2 separate regions of the Mus musculus genome follow, and region 1 is linked to region 2. Evidence: chromatin loops called from intact Hi-C (ENCODE). Cell type or tissue: left cerebral cortex. All regions are shown on one strand. Links, peaks and the distances in the headings refer to the core of each region. The heading gives the core; the rest is flanking DNA. Region 1 holds the start of n-TMcat2 (a tRNA gene). Region 2 holds the start of 4930557F10Rik (RIKEN cDNA 4930557F10 gene).

Region 1 (14,981 bases), core at 2,684-10,683, 1.4 Mb after region 2:
AAGAAAGAAAGAAAATCTCGAAGCTCCAAAACTCCAAAAAAGGGAGGACTTGGTTGGGCGCCGGCACGAGTTAAAGGACTTTGGATCTCTCTTTAGCAAAAGGAATGATCTGACTTGGAACTAAAGAGGCCAGACTAAATGAGATAAGAATTTTGTCTTTGTGTTGATTTTCTTTGTTTTACTTTGTTTTGTTTTTGTTTTATTGAGACATGGCCTCACTATTGTATAGCCCAGGATGGACTGGAACTCGAGGAAATCCTTCTGCCTCGGTTTTTAAATTGTTGAGGTTACAAACTTGTGCCATCAAATCCAGAAAGTTGAAATGAATCTCTGGTCAGACATTTCTGGTGGAATACACCCGGGACAGAAAGTTGTGTTGAGGATCGCGCATCTTGTTTGTTGCACATTTTTGTGTGAAGTATTACAGAAACAGGAAATACCGTTCATAGAAAACAGTGCATTGATACACAAGAAAGTACTGAGAAGCCTTAGGAAGGAAGAAAGTTACAGGTGGGCTCTGTGGCGCAATGGATAGCGCATTGGACTTCTAGCATGATTGAGAGATTCAAAGGTTGCGGGTTCGAGTCCCGCCAGAGTCGACGGTATTTTGCCTGTGAGAGGTGTCTGACCTTGCAATCAAAGCAATGCAGTTTTGTCTGCTTTCTGCTCCTAGCATCATCATTACTTAATTCTCCCAAACGCTGCCACTGAGTGAGCGAGAATAAGAACTCAAAAGGTCTAAAGTGTCCCTTGAAAGCTGTGAAACTTATTCTATATTATATTGTATTATATTATATACTTAGTTTTTCTCTTTTTCCTTCACCGTTTGTTTACAATGTCTGCTTTCTACCTGCTCAAATTCCAGAACGCTCTTTGCCTTAGAAAAAGTTCCTTGGCAGCACAAATGTTTCATCCTAAAAGCTTAATCAAAATTCAATATGCTTTTATGTCTGTAATAGATTGTGACTTAAAACAAGGAGCCATGGAAGTTCTCACATCACCCTAAGTGAATGATATATCTTTTTTTTTTTCATTCTAGAACACCACTTCCTTAATTCCCCGGACTGGTGCCTTGTTTGTTTAAAGTATCCTGTGCATCTTCCTAGAAATTTACATATTATATACATGTTTAATAAATATGCGACATAGATTTTAGGTAATATTTCTAGGAATATGCATTGTATAGGCATCAAATAGATATATACATAAACACATACTGTTATTTTCTGTGTTGTGATATAGTTTAATATGTGGTGGCATCTCATTCTTCATCTAAAGCGTGTAATATTCCATAGATTGGTTATACTATTCTATTAAACACCTCACATTTTGTTTTATGAACAAAATTGGAATGTATTAGGAAAAGGTTTTGAAGTAAGTTAAGCTCATTCTCTAAGAGATGTGCTCAGAATAAGGATGCTACACTCCTAAGTGTGGGCGGGGCTTGTCAAGACTGGAATCTGAGTGTCTCAAGGGTTGCTATATACTCTTGGATATCAAGGATTGCCAAAGGGGTCGCGACCCACAGAGTGAGAACGCTTGTTTAGACCGTAGTCTGTGCCATACAATAAGACCACAGCTCCACCTCAGGCATTCTGATTGTCTGAAAGGTTCCTCATTGCTGGCAATACAAAGGATGAGATCATCAGCCTTTGTAAGGTACCCATTTGTATAGTCAGGAACGGCCCTCATATAATTAATGAACAATATGGACAGGATAAATGAACAGTAATAGATGTAGAAACAACCTGAATAATACCAGAAGATACAGTTACAAGATCAAAATGCACTGTGTGCTGAAGAAAAACTTGAAATCGGAACATAAGAACAGCTAGACCCCCTAAGTTCTCTCACTCCTAAGAGACTAAGACGAAGAGTCTTGCAGCTTAATGTGGCAAAAGAGCACACGGAAAGTTAAGTTGAGCAAGACTGAAACAGTTGGAAGATACAAATGTGCAATGCGGACAGGAGAACTTAACATTCGAATTATACAATGAGGAAGGCTCTTCTCCCTCAGCTACCTCAGATATCTGTCACGTTCTCAAGAAACAAACTCCTGAGATTATGATTGGTCCACAATAAAGATGTAACAGCCTCAGAGGAGAAAGCTGCCAGCACTCAAGGCTGTTGGAGATAAGCAACTCAAGATTTATTTTTCTGTGCTGGGGTTAGAACCCAGAGCCTCCAGTATTCTGGGCGGGGGCTCTGCCCTTAAGTTACACCCTAAACCCAGAGTTTATCATAATCTAAAAGAAGTTTAGCACAGTCTTCACCAAAACAGCACAACGACAGAAGAAAATAAATGAGACTTAAGAAGGACAGACAGAGGGGTGGAACAGTCTATAAATAAGAGAGCGAAAACCCACAAAATAGCGGGGCACCCCCACATATCAGCCAGCGTTGCCTAAAATCAAATGGAAGTCAATTGAAAGAATGCAACACACACACACACACACACACACACACACCCGGACAAGAAGGAACTCAGAACTGATGAATTATGTGATTGAATCGATCATGTGCAAAACTGTAACAAATGGCCAGAAGGAATAATCAGAACTAAACACTAAGAAACCAAAGCATATTAAAGACATTTCCAGCTGTATAGATAGCTGAGGCAAAAGGGTTAGCTTGAGTTCAAGGGCACAAGACAGAAAAACAACGGGTCAAAATATCGTGTTAAAAAAAAAAAAAAAAGCTAGATGGCTCAAAGTCAGAAAACGGAATTAAAGAAAGTCTTTCCTAGCTGATACAATCAGCAAAACAGAGATTTCATTACGAAAGGTGCAAGATGATAATAATAATAAAAAGCAACTGTGTCAGAAGTGGGATTCGAACCCACGCCTCCACACGGAGACCAGAACCCTCAGTAGAGGAAGCGAACGCTTGAGTCTGGCGCCTTAGACCACTCGGCCATCCTGACACACGCTCTAGCCTGTCGGAATAATCGATTGTTAAGAAAATGAGCCAGATCCTAGTTGTACCCAGGGTACTGGAATGGAAGGTTTGAACCTACTGAAAATAAGAAGTGAAACTGTGGGGAGAGAGTGGTAGGAGGAGGGGAAAGTAGGGAAGTGACACACACTTGGACAGCCCTTCCCTGGGAGGCTGTGGTTTGCAGTTAGGATATCCTGGATCCGAGTGCCGGAGTCGGTGCTATGATGTGAAATTTCTTGAATCCGAGGCAAGAGTTCTAAGAACCCAGTAGCACTTCGGCCAATCCGGTAGCGCTCTCTCTTTCTGGCAATGAAATTCGCAGCTTTATTGCCCCTTCTCGTTGGCATTTTCCACCCTGATCCTGATACTCTTGTCACTTCTCTTCTACAGATTTTGATATCCCTAACTTTATTTGACGATCTGGGAAAGGGGATGTGAACTGAAGGCCTGTGATATCTGACATGGATGAACGGAATGAACTGAGTAAGGCGTGATCATTCCTAGTAACAGTGTCTGTTCCAGTCTCTCTTCTGTCCCCTGTCTTCTTCCTACCCTCGCCCCATTTGTTTCCTCTTCCCACTCCGGTATCTCGCTGAGACCTTTGATCCAGTGTTTCTGCTTGCTTTTCACAGGGGAGGCCTTCTAGCATTGTAGAAACTCACTGTAAATCAGCTACTGCGCTGCTTGCTACAGACGTCTCTGAGTGGACAGAGGTCAAAGGAGAGTCCGTTGTTGCCCTTTCCTTCTGTGTAACTTCCTGATCTAACCCGAACTTAACTACCATTACAGCATAGTGTAGATTAGTAGCAAGGATGAATTAAAGTCCGAGCAAGCAGGATGTGATTCACACTCTACGTCAGAACATTGTAATACTCTAGGTAGGGGGTGGTGAGAGTAGTGACAGAGCAGCACTGGTGTGAGGGACACCAGAGGGAAAAGGGAGCCATCAGCTTAATCTGTAATATGATTGATAATAATGAACAGCAAAGGATGTAATCCACATGCAGATATTTAGTATCATTATTTACACACAGCAAACTTGGTTCTACCCCAGACTAGGGCCGTCCTATGATATTGGATCACAGTTTGTCACCTAATGCGTTCACAACAGCACAAGACAAATGTTTAGAAATAGGAAATCTTATTTGGAATCCTCATCAATGAAACAACGTTTGGAGTATGTTTTTGAGGTAGCATTTCCTCCCCCAGCATGGGAGGCAGGCTTTCTTAGAAGATATTTCAAAATTATCTCTTTTTGAAGTTTGCACACACATGTGGGTGTTGGAGGATAGCCGTGGGAACTGGTTTTTCTCTTCCTTCACTTAGGTTCCAGAGATGGAACTCGTGTTCCCGAGCTTAGTGGTAAGCACCTTTACAAACTATTAAGCCATCTTGAAAGTCCTGAAAAAACCTTTGACAAGGCCTAACTACTGTATCATAGAAGTTCAGAACGGTTCGAACAGAACTATCAAACATCAAGTTATATCTAGAATCTTTTAAAGAAGTGGTTCTCAACCTGTGGGTCTCAACCCCTTAGGGTTGAAACACTCTTTCACATGGGTCAAATATCAAATATCCTGCATATCAGATAGTTACATTATGATTCATAACTGTAGCAAAGTTAGAATGATAGTAGCAATGAAATAATAATTTTATGGTTGGGGGTTACCACAACAAGAACTGCATTATAAGGTGGTAGAATTAGGAAGGTTGAGAACCAGTGATTTAAAGGCTATTTATTGTTCCTTTAAGTAAGAATATCTATAGTCTGTTATAAGACTTGTCTACACTTATGGGGGAGGTGAATGGATCATATTTCTAAATCAGCCAATCAAATGAACCCCTGGAAAATAGAACCAGGCTCTTCCCATCTTTTCTGATGTCACCTTTGCCTATGACTTTTGATACTACAGGTATTTAAACTATGGTTCATGAATGAATGATTATTGAAGGACCGGAAAAAAAACTAGCTTAGGTTAACTAGTCCATCCAGTTCTTAATAAGTTAGAGAGTGAGTCTAAATGAAATAAACAAATTAAAAACAAAAAACCAAAGCTCTAAAAAAAACCATGGCTTTGGTGTCTGTAAGTGCAAGAAAAACACCTAGAATGATGGCAGCTTCCTCTTTTCCCATCCTTTGATTCTCTTGAGGATTATCCCCAGTTGCTCCAACATTTCTAAGCACAATCTCTTCCTCCTTGTTCTACCTACAAGCTGGCAAGGCAGCCCGATCTCCAGGGGTCTCTGATGACCTCGCTTCTGCAATCATTAATTCTTGGGATAATCTCTATCCTTCAGTCACAAAAATTATTTTTCTTGACCATTTAATGTAAGTATAGTGTGGAGGTGTTGAGATAAAACAGGTAGCCAAGCCAGACTTTTGTAAGACCCTTGGTAGTACCCAAAGCCAAGGAGTCTTTCAGCTCTTCCCAGAAACTTAAATTACTTACGGAATTAAATTGTTTCTCAGATGAACAGAAGCATGCTTCGAAAACCTGGGAACTGGCAGGGTGTTGAGTTTTTATTCCAAGGGTCCAGGCTTTGAGTTCCTGTTCAAGCAACAAAAATCAATTTTGACTTTGGCGAATTTAATCAGAATAAATTAATTATCATTATAGAAATCAAAACCCGGTCTACCTTTACTCAGTTATATCTTCCACCTTGAATGATTTGTGGGCTCTCGGAAGTTTACAATTGTGGTCATAAAAAGGAAAAACAAACAAACAATTGAATTATTCAGCATTCAAGTTGAATTATTCAGCATTATGGTTGTTTTATGCGCCTTTGTTTAGTATAGGAGAGTTTCTTACGCTAGAAGCAGGATCAGTTTGGTCCTGTTCACAAAAAAAAAAAAACAAAACTTTTGTCTTTTGATTTCAGAATTCTTCATGTATCATACAACCACCCTGCAAAGAACTGTTGATGGTCTAAAATCCTAACAAGTTTTATGATTCTGTTAGAGCATACACAAGGTCTGAACAAATTCAATCCAGACACAATCCCAGGATGAAGTGAACACAAAGTCCCAACCCTAACCCTGAGGCTATTTGCAATTGGTACCTCCTATTGAGAAGGAAAATCAACTACATTTTAGGCCGTGCCTCATGTTCAGGCATAGTTGTTAACCAACACAAAATGAACTCTCTTTGTGCTTTTTTTATTGTTATGGGAGAGTATATGGTCTCATAGGAAATACTGCTATTTCCAACTCTCTCTCAAATTGGGAATCCTGGGGAGGGTACTGAAATAGATGAACCCTGCTGAGATGCACATTCCTCTCAGAAAGGCCATACGGGCTGTCCTAATCAGACTGTGTGTTGTGATCTGATTTAAAACAATTGCAAAAATCGCAGCCTCAGATATAGCTCATTTGGTGACCACCAGACGGACCTGACCTTTTGTGTCCCAAAATAGAAACAAAAAGCCACATGTGTCCAGACTCCCCGTCGGGGAATCGAACCCCGGTCTCCCGCGTGACAGGCGGGGATACTCACCACTATACTAACGAGGAGAACGAGAACGTATACAATAATGTTAAGGGAAGTTCAAACGAAGGGATGTTTTCTTCCTCTTTTGCTTCTTTTTCTTTTCTTTTATCTTTCTCTTCGTCTTCTCCCTTCTTCTTTTCTCCCTCCTCACCGACGACCTCTAAGCAATCACAAAGCTCTTCCTCTGCCAAGAACAGCTAAGACACGAGCCTTTGTTTCAAATAACAGCAAAGAATAAAAGATAAAGCGTTGTGTGAATAAGCTTAATAAACAACATCAAATAAACATTAAGACCTTTAAGATTTGCCGAGAGAGACAGAGACAGAGAGAAGATTGTGGGTCCAAGCGTAGTGGCTCAAGCCTAGTACACCGGAGCCCAAGGTGGCTCTTTAAGTCCCGAGACCAGTCTAGTCTACATATCAAGTTCCAGGCCAGCCAGGGCTCCGGAGACCCTATCTCCAAAAGACAAAGCAAACAAAAGATGGATTGTAAGTGAGGAGGGATGTGGGGAGGAAGTTTGCTTGTGCTCTGTTAAGAAAGAAAGAAAAAAAAAAAAAAAAGAGCTGGAGAGATTGTTCAGCCCTTAAAGGCTAAGTGCACACTCCAAACAGCAAACTGTTAAATATTGGCTTTTTCAAGGAAAGAAGAACCAGGCTTGCAGGTGAGAGAGGTCCTAATCCAGGTGACTAAAACATGGAAACCACAACTTTCTAAAGATGTTAGAGTAACAAATTAGCCTCCTTCTAAGAAAGACACTGCTGACCTAAATAAAGAGAGAACTATATTATCATGCTTATGAATATGAAAAATGAATATCTCACAGACATTATATCTTTCCAAGTTACTGTATCTACTCAATATGATTCCAATTAACTTTATTTTCCCCTCGCTTTTATTTTATTTTTGTTTGTGTGAGGCAGGTTCTCTCTATTTCTATGTAGCCCTTGCTGTCTTGGAACTCCATATGTAGACCAGTCTAACTTGCCTGCCTCTGCCCCCTGACTGCTGGGATTAATGGTGTGCACCTCACACCTAGCTAGCCAATGAACTTTCAAAGAACTTTCCCAAGAAATTAGTAAGCTGGTTGTAAATTGTTACTGCTTTATGTATATACTATATTATACTTCCATCATTAACGTACATCCTTCCATGTGTTAAAAGGGTTTACTTAGGAGCTGGGTGTGGTGCTGAGGGGCTGTAGAGTAGGAACGTCCTTGGCTCTCTTTGTTCTTCTCCCCAGTGTGGCCACCTTGGATATACCTCCTTCGCCTGTCCACTTTTTAGTGTGGCTCTTTTAATTGACTTATTGAGAATAAGTGGCAGGACCGTAGTTGGCATAGTTTAAACCCGCAAGTTCGATAACAATGACCATGAAATGACAAAGACACATTCTTGGGGAGTGTACCACTCAGAATGATTTGACTGTGAACAGAGAGAAAAGACAGAAGTCCCCGGCTGCAGCTGGAGTCATTTACTCCAGCTATATTTTTCTATTTCCATTTCAGCAGTGCATGCTGCTTTTTAACCTCTGCTTGGTGAAGCAGAAAAACGAGTATAGATGCCTTGAAGTACAGCTTTTTCCTTCTAACAAAGGAATCTGAAAAACAATTTTGAGATAAATTGTTTGGAATAAAACTTCCATTTTGAATAGGGGGTCACATAAAGTTTACATTTTCAAGACCTCCCTGTGTAACTAACACCCTGCTTCCTGGTGGGTAACTTGACTGGACGTTAGCAGGATTATGTTAGTCATTTCTCCCAACAATCCAGTTCTAACAATTTATCCTGAAATCTGTATCCAACATGAAACATATTAATTTTTTTACTCTGTTGTTACTGGAGAATATTGAAAATAACATGAGTGGATAAGCATAGGGGAACGTTTGGATGTAATAGGCTGACACTTCTGCGCTTTGGAGGACTTCTGCTGCTATAAAACCAAACAGCAAGAGGCAGAATAGATGAGTCTCTGCAGAAGAGAGGAGGATAGGCCGTTCAGTTCCAGTCTTAGCTACAGACAGACTTAGAGGCCAGCATAGGCTACATGAGACTCAAAAAGAAAGAAAGAAAAAATAAATAAATAAATAAATAAATAAATAAATAAAGGTGGAAATGAATGCCTCTAATGTGCTATCTTTGGTCTCAGACAGAAAGAGAAATTCTTAGACTGCATCTTTGTATCTTTTCCTTTATTAAAATGAAGACACAGGATAAAGCCACTGGCTGCTATAATTGGGGTGTGAAGTCGCCTTCTTTATCTTTTCCCTACTTCTAACTTTGAAAATGTTACATTTCATGCATGTATAAAAGTGACACACTACAATAAGGGACAAAGTGAAAGTGACATGAACGGAATTCTTTCATTTCATTTTTCTTCTTTTTAAAAGATAGACATTCTGTAGCTCCAGCTGGCCTTCAGCTTATGGTAATCCTTCTGCCTCAGTCTCTCCAATGCTGGGCTTGGGCCATCATGACTGGCTAAACCTAATTATTTCAAATGAAAAAAAAAAAAAAAAAAACGAGACTGAAAGTGAACACGGTGGGCTTGTGAACAGAGCGTTTGGCTAAAGCTCCTACTACCAGACTCAAGGACACAATCCTTTATCCACAATGCTGAATCCTCAGCACCTTCATTTAAGTGACCTGGCCTGGCAGCTTGCACAAACAGATGTGAACTCAAAGGCCAAGATGAACCATTTCAAAGAAATATTTTGGAGACAGGTTACCATGCAGCTCAATGTGGCCTGGAACTCAGTGAGTTTTATTTTATCTGTATTAACATATGTTAATTATACACAATGAATCTCATTGTGATGCTTTACATATGTATGCAGTATTCACTCCCCATCCCATAGCCTCCTATCTCCTAGGTGCGTCATTCAAAAACCAGAGCCATAAAACAGAAGCTAAGGCTTTAAGAAACACGAGATTCCAAAAAAATAGCCCCTCCCACCCCCCAGCCCAGGGGTTTAAGGAACAGGCAATCTGTTACACTTAAACAAACAAATGAGCAGGTTCACTGTATCTGGTGCCAGGCCTTCCCTCTTCCCTACTCTTCACTACAAAAACTGATCCTCAGACTCTGTTCAAAGATCCTCCTTTTTTATCTCCCCCACCCCCATTATTATGTATATATACATATTAATTAATATTTATATTATATATATTTTATATTTAAGGCGAAGAGAATTTTAAAGGATGGCTTCCCTACTGAACCCACTTCATTTTTACTTGGTTTATTTTTATTCCCTTTGAGGAAAGAAATTCTTGTGTTGACTGAGGTTTTGCTCTTCCCTTATTCAAACACAAAACGATCACCTTTCCGCCTGAACAGGGACTTGAACCCTGGACCCTCAGATTAAAAGTCTGATGCTCTACCGACTGAGCTATCCAGGCTCTTAGAAAGTGTTTTTCTCTCATGATAAAAGTGATTCATTAATCACTAAACTCTGAAAAATAAGAATTCAGAGTTTATGTGTGACTGTGTCCAGCCGCCCAAAGTTGTAGCTTGCGTCTTCTGAGCAACAGGACAATAACCAAACCTTATTGTTTTCCCAGTGATTCCGTTCAAAACGTTTATGAGTTGCACAATTATCATGTATTTATCTCGGGAGAGGGGATGACCAAGTGCAAGGTGATAGACCCTCAGAGGAGCTCTTAGGTTATGACCCACTCCTGCTCCTTTTCCAGCTTTGCAGAAGTCGCGGGAAGTCGTGGCGGGGACAGGCGGTTCCAGTCCTTCGTTCTCCATGCTCTTTCAGACTTGCCAGTTTTCTGAAAGCTTACTTAACCCCGAAGCTCTAACCAAGCTTCGGTATATTTGTTACATTTTTAAAATCTGGTTTTGGGTCTAGTACTCCAGACTGAGTTCAGGGCCTAGTGCAAGCTATGAGAGTGAGCCAGAGCCAGAGCCTCTCCAGTGTTAGTTTACAGTCAAGAAGGTATGGACGAGAGGCAGAGATGGTCACAGAACCTGCAATAGAGAAAATAAGACACTGTGGTGTTCTGTGGTGTCGTGATTCTTTAAAAAGTTGAAGATTTCTGTATCGCCCAGTTTTCTGTTTCTCCAGTACCATTTCTTTTCCTTTCTGATTGCTCTCAAACCCTTTGGACAAGATTTCACTGGCAATGTAAAGGGAAGGAAAATGCAAACTAGCAGAGGATGGTTTCGATCTATCGACCTCTGGGTTATGGGCCCAGCACGCTTCCGCTGCGCCACTCTGCTATATAAGGTATGGCTTTCCCATTTGTATATCAAGGCATAAACTTCGATTTATCCTTTTGTATCCATTTTCTGAAATTTGTATCTTTTTTCTAGGGTTCACCTTATGCTTTCTTTCAAAGTTGTCGCCTAAAAAGAGTAACGTGTCTTTGCAATCTAGTTAAGAAAGCCAAAGCCAAAAACCTTTCTAAGAACATATACTTCATTAGCAGTGGTATTATATTGCTTTTGACTGAAAATTTAGAATACAGATCCTCCCTCTCATACCACTTTGGTCTCAGCCTGGGTACTGGACTTTTGATACGCTCCGTTCTCCCTATACATTCAGAAAGTCTAATTGTCACTTCCTTCTCACACTCCCACACTGCTTTGCTTTAGGAAGTCTGTGACATGCAATTGCTCTCATGATTTTTTTTTTTTTTTCCATTATTCCTTTCTTTCTTGGTGTACGGAGAATTCAACTCGGAGCTAGGCAAATGCTCTACCATTGAGTTATATTCATATATACATATATTTACACACACACACACACACACACACACTTTCTTGTATCCCGGCTTGACTTCAAACTTGGTATGCAGCCGAAGCTACCCTTGAACCTCCAACCTCCACCGTCCCGTCCCTCTTTTAGAGTTAGAAGTCCATGCTATCCTGACCTGCCCTGTTAAAATTTTTATATTGAGGCAGGGTCTTGCAAAACTACCTAGGTTGGTCTTGACTTGAGCGCCTCCTGCCTCTGGGACTATAGGTATACATTAAAAAAATTGTTTTTTCAAGACAAGGTTTCTCTGTATAGTCCTGGAACTCATACTGTACACAGGCTGGACTCTGTCTCCCAAATGTAGGTAATAAAGGCAAATGCCATCACTTCCCAGTCGTAACAACTGAAATTGTTATCTTTTGTTTTGTTCTCCGTTTTAAGGGTTACTTTGTAGCCTAGAAATTTCAGGAATCCTCCTGCTTCAGCCTACTGAATGATAGGACTGCACAATTCATTGTTTTATTTTTAAACGTGTCTCATAGGCTAAATGGGAATGGTAGTGTTTGCATAGTATGATGTGCTAGTTAACGCCTCAATCCCTTTACTGGAAGAAGAGAGTACAGGAGTCAGTTTTCCCTGTCTACCTGAAGTTCTAAGCGTCCTTGAGAGTCTATGATTAGAGGTTATAGTTAGGAGCCAGCACTTCTCAGGGTGAGACATAGTGGCTTTTGCCCCTGCCATCAGCGGCTACCCTGCCTGGCATTGGCAGGACGGGCCTCCTGATCCTATTTATGTTTCCTTGAGCACTAGGGTTAGGAATGCCTGGATTTGCCTTCAGAATTGCAACAGAACTTTCCACCTCTTTTCAGGGCTGCAATTTCATTTTCCTCTGGGGCTGGGAGTCACACAGCTGCTCTGCTGACACGTTTCCTGCTCTTTACTTCTCGTTCCTGAGATTCCCAGCTTTCTTTTTCTTACCCTTCAACAAATATGCCCCCAGATGCTCAGCCATTACAGTAAGGGGATTCAAGGGAAGAATCCAGAGCCCAAAGTTTGACAGCTCAGTGCTCAATGAGACTTAAACTAATTCCTTAGTAGCTATTGTGGACATGGTCATGGACATATACCTAAATGCCTTTAAAGTGAATTATCTCCCAGAGGGGACATAAAATACAAACATTTAGAAGATTCCAGTGAAGAATGTCTTTAAGAACTAAATATAGGAAAGAAATGTGGAATTCTGGTCCTGACAGAAGACATCTTCATTTTTTAGTTAAGTGAGAAGTGATTTTCTCTTAAATTATTATTTTTTTGTATTAGTCTACAAAGTAATGGTTTTTACTTCTGCATCTTTATACACATGTATCTTTATTTTGTTCTATTTTGTTCCCTCCCTACTTGTTTCTTCCTTCTGATTTACATTCCTCCTTCTGAGTCCTTCTTTCTTCTGCTGTCATGACAGACACATTACCTGTTACCTTCTGTAAGTGTGATCTTTTTTCCTTCCTTCCTTCCTTCCTTCCTTCCTTCCTTCCTTCCTTCCTTCCTTCCTCCCTCCCTCCCTCCCTTCCTCCCTCCCTCCCTTAAAGGTGTGCGCCACCACCGCCCGGCTCCTTTCTTTCTTTCTTTCAGGGTTTTTCTGTATTGTAGTGTACCCTCAAACTCAGGACAATTCTCTTGCTTTAGCCCCCTGAGTGCTGGGATTATTTAAGAAGCAGCTTCTTATCTGTGGAAGACACTAGCAGTCCTACTTGTCTGCACCAATGTTAGGTTCCTTTATTAGGAGCACAGATGAGATAAAGGAATACAGGAAATGGAAATGTTTCTGGGAGTCCTCCCTGAGATCCTTCAAAAAAACAACAAAATAGTTTCTGTCAATAGCAAATGGTACACTGTCCCACACTGTATTTCCTGAGTCACCATTTGATAACTCCTTTTAGCCACTAATTTTACAAAACATATAGTGTTCTCTTCATTCTTGCTGATTTCAAACTGCTGGCTTTCACACAACCTGTGTCCTGAGACATGTTGAGTTCAGACTTGCATAACTTGCAATCATATCCAAGAAGTACACCACTTTGGCTTTTCTTTGATGATATCTATGCTTGTGAGCTCATTCTTACTGTCTCCATGGTCACTAAATTGTGTCAAGTCATTTGTTTTTATACTGCCCCAGCCACATCTTTATTAAATCTGTACATTTTTACAACTACAAATGTGTGAGCTGATAATTTCATTATAGCTTCACAATTTGAACTTGAAGGATCCGTTACAGCTTGGTTGGTTAAATGATTCTGAGAAACTGCCTTCTAAAGGCGGGAGTTCTGAACTTCTATACTTATGAACCTTTCACATTAATTTCTTTTTCCTCGGGCTGAAGAGATGGTTCAGTGGTTAAGAGCACTGACTGTTCTTCCAGAGGTTCTGAGTTCAATTCCCAGCAACCACATGGTGGCTCACAACCATCTGTAATGGGATCCGATACCCTCTTATGGTGTGTCTAAAGACAGCTACAGTGCACTCATATACATAAAATAAATACATAAATCTTTAATTTTTTTCTTTTTCCTCTATTATTTCAATGTCCTCTTCATTCAGACTCTTCCAGTTCTCCTTTCTGGTTTCTGTAAGAGATGCAACATTCTTCCATTTTTCTTCTCGTACATGCAAATGTTGGTGGTTTTGTACTGTTAGTATTTCTTTTCTTCTGAACTTCTTTGGATGGAATCACCAAAGTCTTGAGTGACATTATTCCAGACATTTGTTATATTTACCTAAGAAAGTCGTCTTGCTGGTAGCTGAGAAAGAGAGAACAAACTAATCGAGACTAGAAGGGTTATGAGGAGATAGAACAGCTGGTCTGGTGGCATGGGATGGGGGGGTGATGTGTGTGCTGTGAGCTGGAAGAGTCTGTAGCAGGGGAGGGGATGAGTGGGCTAGGACGTGCAGCAGGTGCTTGTGCTGCTGAAGCAGCCTGGCACCATGGGTAGCCATATGTCCCTTCTGCCCTATTGTCCTTCTAGTATCTGTGCCCCTGCATTCACAGATCTCCCATGATTTATTTATTTCCTGCTATAATCTTAGTGTCTTTCTTCTGTACATTCCTGGCTGTTCTCCTAGATGGAATTCCAGAGGATTAAAGGATAACTCAGCAGCGGTAGAGCTTTGGCACAGGATTCCTGACTTGACTCTCCTTATTTCTTCTGCTTCTTTTTATGTCTGTGGAAGATACTAGCTCGGAAATCTCTGAAGCCTGTGGTTCTACTTGAGAAGCAACTGCTTTATCAAGTGGTTCATGTTGAAGGGTTATTTACTGCCTTTTCCTAACACTGGGCTGAGGGATGGGTGCAGCTAGAATCTGCCTGTTCCTAGTTATTACTATAATGAGATCCTGGACTTGAAGCACAGAGGCCTCTCCTTCAGCAGCCGATTCAGTTCTCTCTGGGGCGAGCCTGTAGTTCTGCTTTTCCTCTTTTTACAGAGGACTGAACCTTGTTTCCAGCAGTCTGTGCTTCTGTCATTGTATATGTAGGAGCAGAATTGTTCTGTTGGGAGCTTTCTGGGGTGACCTGGAGCTGGTCCAAGCTAGTAACCAGGACTTACTTTATTAATTTAACTATTGTCAGGTCCCAAGGAAACTCCAACTCCCCAATCCCCCAAAGGCAGGTCCAACTATCCAGAAATGAGCCCAGCCTGGACTATAGGAGGATTTTTATTCCTTAGATAAAAGCCAGCATTTCTCAGGAACCTGTGAAGCTGATTCCCCTCCTCCAAAAGACGTCATCATTTTCCCTTACTTCTGGCAGAAAGGACATATGGCTGCTCATGGAACCAGGCTCCTGCCACACATTTC
Region 2 (14,981 bases), core at 4,524-12,523:
CAGATGTTATAATTTAAAACCACATTGTAGAGGTGGTTGAGAGCACACACTTGCAAAGGAACGGAGTTTGGTTCCCAGCACCTAGTCAGGGCAATCCAATATCTTCTTCTGGCCACCTTAGGCATTTGCACTCACATGTTCTCAAGTACACATAGCATCTACAGAAATTTAAATGAGCAAAATAATATATACAGATATTAAAATATATTGCTTATATAATATAGATATATAAAATATGTCAAAAAAGCAAACAAAATTTGTGTGTGTGTGAATATGTGTATCCAAAAGATAGTAATTTTCTAAATGACACTTGCATACTTAGGTTTAGAATTCTTTAGGGACTCAGTAAAAAAAAAAAAAAAAAAATTAGTATTTTGTCAGAAAGCCAGACTTCAGCCTGTGAATATAAGGTGGAAAATAGCTTGGAAATTGAGTCAAGAGGTGCCATTGATGAAGTATGCCTGTGACAACCTTTGTTTTATTTATATTCACAAACTCTGCTCAGGGAGCTTAGGAAAAGTATTCTTTCAGATTGCCTGAGTGTGGGTCAGGTATTCAGAAGGAAGACGAGCAGGAAATCATCTGGGAAGAGGGTGGGTAAGAGAGCCAGACTTGTAACTCTGCTCATCAGATAAACTCTCACTTAGGAAAATGCAAGCCATTCTTTAGATCCAAGTTTGATCTTTAAAATTTAAACAGAAGGAAAAAAGAAGAGCTGGTGTGGTGGGCTGTGTTTGTAGTCCTGACTGTAGACAGGCAGAGCCAGGACGGTGCCTGGGGTTCCTTGGACTAGTCTAGCCTAGTCAGCATGTTACAGGCCAAAGGAATACTGTCCCCAAACAAAAATCAAAACACCCAATGGTGGCTTAAGAAGGACATGTTGTTCCCTGGTCTTTACACAGGAGCAGACATGTACACATGTGTATATATAAACTGTTTATTTTAATTTTTTTTTTTTGAGACAGGGTTTCTTTTTATAGCCCTGGCTGTCCTGAAGTCCCCTCTGTAGACCAGGCTGACCTCAAACTCACAGAAATTTGCTTGCTTCTTCCTACCAAGTGCTGGGATTAACAGCATGTACCACCTCCACCCAGCTTTTATTTATATTTTAATATAAAAGATATGTATGTATGTATGTATGTATGTATGTATGTATGTATGACTTTTATTTGCTTTTTTAACCAGCAAATATACCCTACTTGAAGATACTTACCAGAGGACAATGCCCATGGAAGTCTAGGGCTATAACAGGAGTCCAGACCTTAGTAGGCCCCCAGTCCTTAGCACAACAGACTCCATGGTGGAAGTACCATTCAGGACAAAAACTCAACATGTAGACAGCACTGCCTGCTAAAACAAAAACAAAGACCTAGTCAATCAAAGTCCATACTTCTGGAAAAGGCTCTAAAACTTTGCCCTTGGCTTTTGTAGTTCTGCTTCTGGCTGTTTGTGTTAACTGAAGTACGTCAACCCATGGCATGGTTTTTGTGCTTAAAGGCTCACCATGTGAAAGGTTCGGTGCTACATTTGGATCCTGAAATTCAGCGTGGTCACTGCCGGCTAATGAAGACTTGGCTGAAATTCATATCCAAGAAGTCTTCTGTGGTGAATACTCCACGACACAGATTGGAGAGTTCCGGAAGGACATAAAGAGCAGGATGCCGGCACTCATCTCTTCCCTCTCATTCTAGGTCAGTGAATGAGATTTCCATTTCCCCATATCACCCAAAGAGTTAACTACCCTGCTGAAATATAATCAAGCTCGCTGTGCCCAAGTCCGCTGTGCACACTCGGCAGAGGCTCACTAGTTTGGATAATCCAGTCGGAGACGCAATTCATGGGGCATATAGGACGAGGATTTCCGAGGTTAACTTCAGAGAAGGTTTTGTAAGGTCCTCTTCAGCTGCGCGCTCACGGGTTTTCTAACCTTGGACGGTTACTGAATCAATATCCCTGACAGTGTGAAATGACCCGGCAGAGCTTGTGGACCGGCTGTCGGAGACAGCTTGGCTGTAAAAGCAGTTTTGAGTTTAGTGTGGTGCGGTGGCTTGTGACGTTTCTAGGAGCTGTGCGTGACGTTTCACGCGTCGCGCCTTTTTCGAATCCTCCTTTGTTCGGTCTACTTGGTGGTTGTCACCACAGCAAGACCACCCGTTAGGGGACTGGAGCTCAGAGGGTCCCTGGAGAACAGGACCAACGGTGTCTTTTCATCAAAGAACGGCAGAACAGCGTCTTTTCACCAAAGAACAAACGACTGGGAGGTGGAGGCAGATGCTCTGCGTTGGTCTCAGTTACAGACTCGGAAGTTGAGGGCGACTTCGGAGTCACAGATTTGGTTGTCACCAAAGTTCCTTGTCTCAGCGACGAGGGGCTGCCTTAGACGTCAGGATGAGGAGACTTCAAGCTGGCTCATTCTATCCTGGTAGAAGGGAAATCCAGGCATCGGGTCCTGCAGTGGTCAGCGCTGGCTCCGTCCGACTCCGTGCGAATCGCCTTGGGTTTGTCCCTTTTGTCGCCGAGGCTCTGGAGATGCTCAGACCGTAAGTGCCAGACGTAAGTATTTCTTGGGTGACCTGAAAATACTCATTTCAGAATCTCAAGTTTTTTATTCCTTCGCTACTTCATTAAAGGAGGACGGAATGAGCGTTGGACAACCCCACTGTGTTACCCAAATGTTTTTGGCGGGAGGATTCCGAAATTCAGTAAAAATAGGAAAGGTTATCAAATTGTCACTTAGAGGCAACGAGGAGAACTGTGCAACAGGCGAACTCCGTCGTGGCTAGAGAGCGTCTTGTCTCTATGACTACTGAGCCAGTAGACTGTGCTGTGACCAGTATCTCTGGGTTCCACAAACTGGTCAGGAATCATTGCAACGAGATATTTGTTACTCTCTTACAGAATTTTCTTTCTGCTCAGAGAAACTTTCTAGTTAGAACAACGCGTGGTTCATAAAATTTTCCAGCTTCAAGAAATCTTGAAAATAGAAGTAAAGAAAGGCAAGAAAAATGAAAATTCTTTTAAAAAAAGATTTATGTATTTATTTTACATATATGAGTACATTGTAGCTGTCTTCAGACACACCCGAAAAGGGCGTCAGATTCCATTACAGATGGTTGAGATGATGTGGTTGCTGGGAACTGAACTCAGGGCCTCTGGAAGAGCAGTTGGTGCTCTTAAAAACTGAGCCATCTCTCCAGCCCAAAATGAGCATTCTTATTTATTTATTTATTTATTTATTAGATATTTTCTTTATATCATTTCAAATGCTATCCTGAAAGTTCCCTATACCCTCCCTCCGCCCTGCTCCCCTATCCACCTACTCCTGCTTCTTGGCCCTGGCATTCCTTTGTACTGGGGCATATAAAGTTTGCAATACCAAGGGGCCTCTCTTCCCATTGATGGCCGACTAGGCCATCTTCTGCTACATATGCAGCTAGAGATACAAGCTCTGTGGGTACTGGTTAGTTCATATTGTTGTTCCACCTATAGGGTTGCAGACCCCTTCAGCTCCTTGGGTGCTTTCTCTAGCTTCTTTATTGGAGGCCCTGTGTTCCATCTTATAGATGACTGTGAGCATCCACTTCTGTATTTGCCAGGCACTGGCATAGCCTCATACGAGACAGCTATAACAGGGTCCCTTCAGCAAAATCTTTTTGGGAAAAAAAAATCAACTGACAAGTACATGTTGTATATCTATAGGGCTAGATAGAAAGCTGTCCTTCAGTTGGTCGGTAAGTTCAGTTGGTTAGAGGGTGGTGCTAATAATGCCAAGGTCTCGGGATATGATCCCTGCCAGTACGGGCCATATGTGATTTGCTTTTAATCTGCTACAAACCCCAAACAGAACTATGTAAATTTGCTGTACAACAAAAACCAGTTTACTTCTCAGGGGCATTTAATGAAGGAGGCACCCATTTCGTATACGGAACAGCATCAAGAATGATGCTTACATTCTTACCCTCAAGTCCAGTCTTAGAACAGTGCTGAGGTCTGCAGCTTTCCCCAGGTAACTTAAAACCTGGGAGAGTGTAGCTTCAGAAAAGGGTGAACAGGGTCAGTGTCTGAAGAACCATTATCTAAGAAAGAAACGTCGCTAGTGGGAGGGCATTTTCCTTAAAGTGACTGATGGGTACAGACATTAGCAGGTGGCTTCCATGAAACTTTATGTGACAGGTAGGGGTGGGGTGACAACCGGACCCTAGTTTATGAATCTATCTGCTAAGAATAGGACAGAATGGTTGTATGGACTCCTGGAATTAAGAGAGCATGTCTCCTTTTATGAGTCACATCCCACAGTTGAGAGGAGTCGAGTCAATTGCTTGAGATGGGATGGGGAAAGACACAGATGGTAAGGGCAGGGGCAGGGACCTGCAGAAGCTCCTGAAGGCAGCCAGCCCTTAGGAACCCAAGAGCCTCTGCAGCACTCTGGTGGGCTCTATATAAGTGAGCTAAGTCACATAGCTGGTGATTAACCCAGAGTCTCATGAAGTTTCTTTGAACAGAGACAGATGTTATAATTGTACAACTATGTTGTAGTGATGGCTAAGAGCACACACTTTTCATTAAGAGGAACACAGTCGGTTCCCAGCGCCCAATCAGGCAGCTCAGAAACACCTGTGACTCTAGCTCCAAGGAATGGGATGTTCTCTTCTGGCCTCCTTAGGCATTTGTATTCATGTGCATGAACACACACATAACATACTTTTAAAATTTTAAGCCCAAGATAAAAAGGTATAAATATATTTTCACTATATTGTATACATGTGTGCACATTTAGGAGGATAGCCGGTCCCTATTGGTGGTTTAGGTTTCTTATTTTTGTTTTTGTTTTGGGATATTAGTATCTCTTTGGCCTGTGACTTTCTGAATAGCCCCCATCTGTGCCTCTCAAGAGTAAGGATTACAAGCACAGCCCAGCATACTTTGTATTTTTTAAAAATTATTTTATTTTTAATTCTGGGGATCAAACTCTCCTTCTCTTGAAGAAATTAACTATCCTGCTAAACTGTCATAATTAAGCTCACTTTCCTTGAGAGCTGCACTTTGGCAGAGGCTCAGTAGTTTAGATAATCGAGTCTGATACGCAATTCAAGGGGCTTGTGAGACAAGGATTTCCTGAGAAAACCTCCCTTGAACACACACAGGTTTTCTAACCTTGGTGAATTACTGGATCAATAGCGGGGACAGGGAATTGGTGAAATCAAAACCCCAGCAGAGCTCTTGGACTGGCAGTCGGGGAACCTAGGGTCTTGATAGCCTGGCGGTAAAAGCAGTTTTAGTGCAGAGGCTTGTGACGTTTCAAGGAGCGGTGTCACGCCCCACGCATCGCGCTTTTAAAGATCCTCCTTTGTTCGTGTCTACTTTTGTGGTTGTTGCCACAGTAAGATCACCAGTTAGGGGACTGGAGCTCTGAGGGTCCCTGGAGAAAAGAACCAAAAGTGCCTTTTCACCAAAAGATCCCTGAAGAACAAACGACTATACAGGTAGGCTGATGTGCTACCTTGGCCTCTTCAGTTACAGACTTGGAAATTACAGGAAACTTCGGAGTCACAGATATTCGTTGTCACCAAGATTGGGCGACCCGAAAATATTCACTTCAGAATCCCAAGTTCCCAACTCCTTCGCGACTTCACTAAAGAAAGACCGAATGACTCGAAGGGCATCCCTGTCGCCTCTTCCGGTTTCCACTGAGGCAGATAAAAAACGCCACGAAGCCCCGGGATCCCCAAAACTTCTGGAACAGCTACAGTTTAAGCTGAGAGGAGCTTGGCATCACTGAGACCCAGGACAGGCGTGGATGAGCCGAGAGGACTCGTCCTTGAGACGTACTAGGGCGCGCTGGTCCTCCACTCTTTTCAACACGCAGTGACTCCACGGACCGCGATAGTGTTCGGAGAGACCACCTCCCCCTGGCCCGGAGCAACGCAGATCTTCTGGGAACAAATACCCTGCCTCTCCTGAGCCACTAGTCTAGAATCCCCGCCACTACCTAGCAGTCCAGTAGAGAGACTTGATCTGGAGGCGGCCTGCCACCCTCCGCGTTATCTAAATGGTTTTGGCGAATGTATTCTGAAATTGATTAAAATTGGCAAGACTTCAAATAGTCACTTGTGGGTAAGAGGGAGAAGTGGGTGGCAGAACTCCGTCGCGGCCAGAGGACTGCTAGCAGTTTGTGCGTCGACCCAGACCGAGTTGATGAATGAGTGAGTGCAAGGAGACATTTGTTGCTCTCGTACGGATTTTTTTTTTCTGCTGCTAAAAACTTTCTGCTTCGAATAAGGTGGTTTGTAAGTTTTTACATCTTTAAAAAAAATCTTAAAATTTCGAAAAACAAGACGAAACTCTTAGTTGTCAACGTTGTCATCAAATATCTGTAGAGGTCGTAGAAGCAACTCTCATGTCTGGCCGGTTAGCTCAGTTGGTTAGAGCGTGGTGCTAATAACGCCAAGGTCGCGGGTTCGATCCCCGTACGGGCCACACATATTTTAGCTACTATGCTTTGCCTTCAAAATAAAAGATGAAGCGAATGTGGCATAGATCTACTCTGTATAGCTGTGTAAGGCATACCAACCTTGACTGTGTTTCCTTTTGATTGCTCTGTGCTGTCTAGCTGCATTCTTATTTTGTGGTTTAGTGTCCTGAAAGCACAATTCATAGTTCGTTGAGAACCACAAGGAATCAATCTGGAAGCAGTGGGAAACAGCAGTGAGTACCTGGGTCTTTCTCCTTGCCACGTTTCCACAGTGTGCCTCCTCTCCAGTCACACTCACTTCACACAGACTTCCTGCAAAGCTGTGTGCATTAGAAGGCTGGGTAATGCTACCAGGAAACCCCAGTCCTGGCCTCTGCCTGTGCCTTCATTTCTGTTTTCTGCCTTCTGTTAATCTAGAGACACTGAACGGAGGAATGTCGGGTTCAGAACCCCAAGTCCTTCATTAATGTCCAGCTGCTTAGTGGGGTCCAAAGGATCTTCCAGCCGAGATCTTTCCGAACAGTTTTCTGAACCTGAGTTTTGTGCCTCCCAGCATTCCCAGGGAGCCTAGCAGAGGTCTGTGTTTTGGCATTTACAACGATCCATTTAGTGAGCTTCTCCGTTACATTATAGAAGGCAAATATCAAGGCGATGTAATGTTAAGTCAGATGTTTCAGACATTTCTCCGAAGTTTAGTTAAAGTGCTGTGGATTGAATTGGGGCTTTATATGCTAAGCAAGAACCATGCCACTAACCTACTACATTCCAGCTCTTATATAAAGTCTGGGATTCATCTAAACACGCCCCTGTGGACCGAGTGAGCAGGTTCACTTAAAACTGCCCTTTGTTGTGTTTTATAAAAATAAAAAGAAGCTATGCATATGTGTGGTGGCACAGAAGAGGTCCTGACCCAGTGTCTGGAGAGTGAAAGAACAAATTGAGACAAACTTTTATCAAATGCACAGACTTAGGAGTACATGAGGTGGGTATGAGAAACGGGCAAGCGAGTGTGTGCTGAAGGGGGCAAAAGTGTAAGACTTTTTTTTAAGTCTCCAATTTCCAAAATTGGAAAAGCAGATTGTCAGGCTTTCAGTGGAAACATGCTCTGAAAATAACTGGCATCGATGCTAAGCGAGCACTCTACCATTTGAGCTAACCTCCCGACATAATGGGAAATTTTTTGTACAGTCTTTTATGCTTGAGTCTTCACTTAGCATTACTCAGGTACCTGGTATAGCTAGGACTCAGGAAAGCATAACAGTGAAACCAAGGAGCTGAGATTGTTTTGACTCCTCAGAAGTGTAGGGAATGAGCTGAGACTCTGAAAACACAAGAGAAAGTGAGAAAAACAGTACTGTTTCCGCCCGGTTTCGAACCGGGGACCTCTCGCGTGTGAGGCGAGCGTGATAACCACTACACTACGGAAACCCTCTGACCCTTCAGTTTTATCCGTTACTAACCAAGATAGAGTAAATTTGCTAAAATCTTATCTGTGAGAACTACAATGCAAACAAACCAAAGATTAAAAAGCCACACTGGACAGGCAACATCCTGTACAGGGAAGGAAGGATTAAAAGTTGTGACTTCCACGGAGTGAAAAAGGGAAAGAGCTCAGCGAAGGGAGAAGCTTGTTGTAGGAGTAAAGACTCATCAGTGCATCTCAGGGAAATCTCTAATGAGTCAAACCCAGAGAAGGGAGGAGGATAGAAGAGTCTGATCAACTGGAGACACTTCGAGGAGAAGGTTGTAGATACCAGAGAGCTTTTGAGCGACGATCCGCAAGTGACTCAAATAATCACAGCATCATGTTAAGGGAAGATGCTCAATTTGTCACAGCGCTTAGAAATGGAACATTGAGACTAGTAGGGAGGGGGCCAGGTTCCACTCAGGCTGAATGGAGTTTTTGTCCTCACGATGTTGGCGGCTGCAGTGCCGCGTAGCTCCCTGTCGGTGAAACGAAGGAAAAACTCCTACTATGGCGTAGAATGGGTAAAAGATGGACAAAGATGGGGAAAATTCCAGAATGGCGGACAGAGCTCAGTTTAAGGGGGAAGAGGGGGGGCCCAAAGATGGTCTCACAGAAAAGGTTCGGACTCAACGTTTGTAAACACAAGCATTCTTTAAATGTGCCTATGGGAGCCCCGACCCGACCGGACCTCCACCCTGTGGGAACCAGTGCCAACCCGGATCCACAAGTTCTTTCCCACTGTCCCTCTGATTCTTTCCTCATTCCTTTGTGTCACCCAGCAAGCTACAGGACCCCTCTTTACCAGGAACCCCACGGCCACCACACTTGCCAAGGATCCAGAGTGGGCGACAGCAACCAAAGAACAGGACACGCACCCAATAAAGACAGGAACAGATAACTTCACCAAGAAACACCTCAAGTATCATAACTTCTCTGCCAGATGGACAGGCAAGACAATATGCCTTCCCGAGAAGCCAGTAACCCTATTGAAACAGGCCTTGAGAAATGCAATATATACAAAAAGCATAAGACAAGGGCTTTAAAATAGTAATTATGTATGTGTTTAAGGGCCTTAACCTTAAAAAAGATAAGAAAAATGCCTAACTGAAAACTGTAAAAACACAAACAATTGAATGAATGTGGTAGTTTGAAAGGAAGTGGTCTCTATAAGCTCATAATGCATTCTTTGAAAGGATTAGGACGTGTGTCCTTGTTGGAGCTGATGTGGCCTTATTGAAGGAACTGTGTCACTGAAAGTGGGCTTTGAGGTTTCAGAAGCACAAGCCAGGCCTAATGGCACACACTCTCTGCTTGCTCCTTTGCTAATCCAAAAAATAGAACTCTCAGCCTCTCCAGCACCATGTCTGACTGAGTGCTGCCATGCTTCCCCCATCCTGGTAAAGAACTAAACCTCTGAGCTGCAACCCTTCTCCCACTAAATGCTTTCCTTTATAAGAGTTACCATGGTCATGGTGCTTCTTTACAGCAATAGAAACCCTGAGACAATGCGATAAGAACAGCATCTCAAGACAGGAAAGCAGAAATAGAATCACTAAAGAAAACCTAAACGGAACTAAACTGGACATAAAAAATTTGGATGTCAAACAAAACCTCAAAGGTAACCCTCATCAACAGATTACAAGACAATTGAGAGAAATTTAAAACAAAAAACATTAGAGGGAAAACTTCACTCTGATGAGGCCACATCCAAATAGACACAGGAAACAAATAATCCCAGAACAGTAAGTAAAACAAAAGAGAGGGGAAAACCTCACACCACAACAACAGATAATCAGAAATTATTGATAACAGGCTAACAGATTAGAAAACAGAATCCATCTTTCTACTGAACGTAAGAAATAAATTTCGTCATCAAGGATAGACAGCATCTCATGGTAAAAGGATGAAACCAAGAAAGAAACCTCCTTTTAAAATGAATGGAAATACAAATACAACATACACAGACACACTGGACACAAGGAAGGTGGTTCTAAGAGTCAAGTTCATAACACTAATCATTTATTACACACACACACACACACACACACACACACACACACACACACACACAGAGTGATCTCACAGCAGTAACTTAGTGACACCTGAAAGCTCTAGAACAACAAGAAGGAATAACAGCCTGAGAGAGAAAACAGCAAGAAATAACCAAACTCCAGAATGAAGTCAATGAAATAGAAACAAGCAAATACACATACAGAAATAATACAAAGAGTTAGTAGAATGAGCTGGTTCTTTGAGAAAATCAGTAAGATTGGCAATATTTTAGCAAAATGAATTAAAAGACAGTGAGATGATCCATAATAACAAAAGCTGAAGTGAAAATGGGAACATTACAACAGAGACTGAGGGAACTCAGAGAATCACAAGGACACACCTTGAAAATCTCTATCCCATCAGATTGGGACACCAATAAGAAATGGATGAAAAGTTTGGTAGATATGTATCATCTACCAAAGTTAATCCAAGATCAAATAAGCAATTTAAACATACCCATAGCCTCTACTAAAAATAAATCCCTCCCCACCAAAAAAAAAAAAAAAAAAAAAAAAAAAAAAAAAAAAAAGCAAGCCCTGGCCCAGTTGGATTCAGAGCAGAATTCTACCAAACCTTCAAAGAAGAGTAAACAACATTCCTCAAACTATTTCAAAAAGTAAATAACACTGAAAGTAATTACTGAAGTAACACTAATTCCTTTTACAAAGCTAGTATTATCCCAATGCCAAAACCATGCAAAGACCCAACAAAAAATTTACAGATCAATATCATTTATGGACATAGACAGAAAATTCTCAATAAAAGGCTTGCAAATTGAATCCAAGAACATATACAGGTTATGTACCATGGATCAAAGTTGACTTCATTCCAGAGATGCAAGGGTGGTTCAATATATGTAGATCAGTAAATATAATGCACCACATAGATGGACTATTAAGGACAAGAAATACCTTCATTGATTAGGTGCAGAAAATCCAGCACCCTTTCATGATAAAAGTCCTGAAGAAACTAGGGATGCAAAACACACCCTTCAATACACTTCAATTTACAGCAAGCCACAGCCAACATTAACCTAAATAGAAACTTCAAGCTTTTCCACTAATATCAGGGACAAAATAAGAATGCCCCCTCTTTCCATATCTATTCAATGTATTATTTGAAGTCTTAACAAGAACATAAAACTGAAGCAGATTAAAAGGATATGAATAGGAAAAATCAACATATCTTTATGTGTAGATGACATGATTTTATACAGAAAAGACCTTAAAGACTGCATCAGGATGCATATAGCTGATAAACAGTTTCAGTCACTGTTGAATACAAAATTAACATAAAAAAACAGCAGCTCTCCTACAAACAAATGACAAATGGAGAAAGAAATCAGGGGAACAATACTTTTCACAATATCCTCAAAGAAAATATTCTGGAATAACTCTAAGAAGGTGAAAATGTGTAAATAAAAACTTTAAGATATTGAATAAATAAGCTGAAAAAGACACTAGAAGATGGAAAGGCCTCCCATGCTCATGGATTGGTAGGATTAATATTGTGAAAATGGGCATCTTGCCAAAAGCAATTTGCAGATTTAATGCAATACCCATCAAAATTCCAACACAATTCTTCATAGAAATTGAAAAAAATCTTTTAAGTTTATATGGAAATTAAAACAAAACTAAACAAAACAAAAACCAACCTCAGGATAGCTAAAATAATGCTAAACTAGAACTGCTAAAAATATGACCACCCAGATATTAAGTTGTATTATGAAGTCATGGTAATAAAAACAGTGTGGTGTCCACACAAAACCAGATGGGTTGATCAATGGAATTGAAATGAAGATTCATGCGTAAGCTCACACACCTATGCACAACTGATTGCTAACAGAGAAGTCAAAAACACAAATGGAGAAAAGACAGAATTTCCAACAAATGGTGCTTGACAAACTGGACAGGTGCATATACAAGAATAAAAATAGATCTACATCTATCACCATCCACAAAACTTAACTCCTGATACCCAGAATCTGGTAGATTACAGAGTAGGGAATAGGTTTGAATTCATTGTCTCAGGAAAGGACTTTCAGAACAGGACACTGACAGCAAGGCAGTAAGAGTAATAAAACAAAACCTTGTGAAGCTGAAAACCTCTGTACAGCAAAGGGCACCGTCATTTGGCAAAACAGCAGGCTACAGGATGGGGGATGTTGTTTATGATTATACATCGCACAGTGCATTAGTATGTACAATTTATGAGGAACTAAACAAAGCTGGAACAAAAACTGGACATCAAGAAAACAACCCTATTTTAAAGTGACATGAAACTAAACAGAAGGTTCTCAAAAAATGAAAGACACTGTGGAGAGCTTTTGGGGCCGCTTGGCAGGAATCTGACATTGGCCAAGGACAGGAAATGTGCTTCAGGCAGGAATCTGACTTTGGGCTAGGATAGGGAAGTAGGCTCAGATATCTTGGTCATCCTGATAAGCCCTTAGAAACAGTGATCAAGGGTGTGGTCGTGGGACTTTCTTTATTGCTTTGCTTGTTCCTTGACTAGTTGTGTTTATTGTTTTGCTTATTCCTCAACCTAGAGCTGTCCTTACTACTTGCATGTAATTAAAATGGTATAAAAGCAGTTTGGGAAAAAAATAAACCTACCTTAGCCTCAGAACTGGCTGGGGTCATGCTACAATTTTCTTTATTGTCTTTTTTTTTTTTTTTAATCCTCACTCCTGCACTGGAGAACCTGTTGACTAACTGAGCTGGCTTGGTCAAGACACAATTTGCAAATCCAAACTACTTTGAGATTTTGTCTTACTTGAGTCAGAATGGCCAAGATCAATAAAGCAAATGGTAGTGAGATTGTGGGTAACACTCATTGTTAGTGGGAGTCCAAATTTGTACAGCCACTATGGAAATTGGAAACTGGGAATAGATCTACTTCAAAATCTAGTTAAAACTGACATGGTGTGGTACATGCCTCAATTCCAGAAATTGGGAGGCAGAGGCAGGACAAGCTCTGTGAGTTTGAGGCCAGTCTGGTGGTCTACTTAGTGAGTTCCAGGGCAGCAAAGGCTGTACACAGAGACCCTGTCTCAAACAAACAGGCCAATAAGATCCATTTGTACCACTCTGGGGTATATACTCAAAGAACTCTGTATCTTACAACAGAATACCAGTTCATTTATGTTCATAGGTGGTTTATTCATAATATTTAGAAATTAGAAACAGCCTAGATGCCTATTAACTAATGAATGAATTTGAAAATGTAAAAATTTTATTTATTTATTTATTTATTTATTTATTTATTTATAGCTGAATATTATTCATCTCTTAAGAGAAATGATATTCTGACATTTGTAGTTAAATGGATGGAGGTAGAAAAACTAATATCGAGTGAGGTAACCCAGATGTAAAAGACTAATATTACATGCTATCTTTTATGTGGATTTTGCTTTTAAGCTTTTGATATGTGAGCTACGATCTGAAAAAACGCAGAGATTAGCTACCCAGTAAAGAACTAGGGTGGAGGAGAGGATCCCCCAAAGAAGGGGAAACAGAAGATAGTAGCTATGGAGGGACAAAGAGGGAACTAAACTAGAGTTAAATGGGTACTTGGATGGAAGACAAGGAAAAAGGAGGGAACACGGTGAGGGACAATTAAGGACTTATCCACATCTGCCCTTTCCAGATGCAACAGCGGCTCAGGTAGATTGAGTGTATTTCTCAGGGTCCCAGAGCTGGAAAGTGTCAAGGCCTGAACTGGGAAGCAGAGGTTGAATATCAAATACTGCCCCAACTCCCCTGTTTCTGCCTGGTCTGCGCAGTAACTCACTCGTTAACACTCCAGATACCCAATCTCCCAACCGCCACAGCCTTGAGTTTAGACTGGGCTCCTGGTAATGGTCTCCTGTACCAGAGCTGGGTTCTATCCCCCTAGAACTCCGCCAGGGTGATTTCAGACCAAGTTGGCATTTAGGTCCAGGCTGTAGGAGGAAATTCTCCTTCGGAAAAAGCAACCGTATGCTCTTGCCACTGCAGCTTCTAAAGGCAACAGAGCAAGTTGTCACAATGTCAGCAGGGCATTCTAGGGTATGTGTTTCAGCACTTCACCTAGCAGAAAAGTGCGCAAATGAGCCGTGTATCCAGACACTGCTGTTTCTTCCTTATATAGGTTGAAAGATTCCTCACCTGAGGTGCGGAGGTACAGGCAAACCTGCAGAATGTATCTGTGAACTCGAACTCGGGAGCAGCTTCCTGGTCTCCGGGACTGCATGGCTGATGAGTCCGAAAATGCAGAAGCGAGGTTCTCACAGACTGCTCAAAAGCCTTTCAGGATCAGAGCATCTATGCCAGGTTCTAACACAGTGGTTCTCAACCTGTGGGTCGCGACTCCTGAGGGGTGAGGGTATCGAACGACCCTTTCACGGGAATTGCCTAAGACAACAGGAAAACACAGATATTTGCATACGATTCATAACTAGCAAAATTGCAGCTATGAATTGGCAATGAATATAAATTTGTGGTTGTGGGTCAGCACAGCATGAGGAACTGTATTAAAAGGTTGCAACATTAGTGTGATGGCTTGTATGGCCCAGGGAGTGGCACTATTAGAAGTAAGCTAGCCTCGATTAAATGTTGTCATTTATAAGTGTTGCTTTGGTCGTGGTGTCTGTTCACAGCAGTAAGACCCTAACTAAGATAGATAATTAGGAAGGCTGAGAACTACTGTTCTACAAAAAAAGTGACGAGTTGAAGTGGACATGGAAAAATGTGGAGAGCCAACAAATTCCTGGTGGCAGTGGACCGGTGTGCCTTCCTTTGGGTTGTTTGTTTGTTTGTTTTTGTTTTTCCTAGAAAGAGCATGGGGAATGTGCTCCTGCAGGTCTAGTCAAGAGACATGGTGAAAAGATCTAGCAGGCCGGGGCATGACAAACATGGTGCCAACAGCTTTTGCCTTTTGTCCTTTGCTTTTTGTCTCCCCCTTGATAAAACGTTAGATTACATTTCCAAAGCTAACCCCCAAGATCTA

What was found. A loop is a pair of places that touch in the nucleus more often than their neighbours do. Peaks named below come from ENCODE experiments on the same cell type or tissue, not always from the same donor. Only the 100,000 strongest peaks of a DNase experiment are listed, where the experiment ranks them.
Region 1: it touches region 2 in a loop (1.9-fold over the local background); 2 of 42 quality-filtered maps call a loop at or near these places.

What each region holds. Positions count from the first base shown.
Region 1 is chr13:21,902,780-21,917,760 of GRCm38, reverse strand. It overlaps n-TMcat2 (a tRNA gene), which reads right to left and starts at 10,650; the gene lies at 10,579-10,650. n-TKttt23 (a tRNA gene) reads right to left here and starts at 9,821; the gene lies at 9,749-9,821. It overlaps Gm40831 (a long non-coding RNA gene), which reads right to left and starts at 6,832. Exons shown (of 3, transcript XR_873164.3): 1 at 6,432-6,832; 2 at 5,575-5,616; 3 at 5,403-5,486. It overlaps n-TDgtc11 (a tRNA gene), which reads right to left and starts at 6,448; the gene lies at 6,377-6,448. It also overlaps n-TLcaa2, n-TRtct3 and the pseudogene Gm11279. In left cerebral cortex, for the core only: no CTCF peak of the experiment used is centred there; DNase peaks (open chromatin) are centred at 2,942, 6,413, 9,822 and 10,570; H3K4me3 peaks cover 1,340 bases.
Region 2 is chr13:23,300,548-23,315,528 of GRCm38, reverse strand. 4930557F10Rik (RIKEN cDNA 4930557F10 gene) reads left to right here and starts at 2,122. Exons shown (of 2, transcript NR_126444.1): 1 at 2,122-2,540. It overlaps n-TVcac11 (a tRNA gene), which reads right to left and starts at 7,900; the gene lies at 7,828-7,900. n-TIaat9 (a tRNA gene) reads left to right here and starts at 6,404; the gene lies at 6,404-6,477. It overlaps 4930586N03Rik (RIKEN cDNA 4930586N03 gene), which reads right to left and starts at 2,004. Exons shown (of 4, transcript NR_131052.1): 1 at 1,504-2,004; 2 at 1,214-1,350. In left cerebral cortex, for the core only: a CTCF peak has its summit at 8,403; DNase peaks (open chromatin) are centred at 6,456, 7,401, 7,924, 8,154 and 2 more places; H3K4me3 peaks cover 1,762 bases.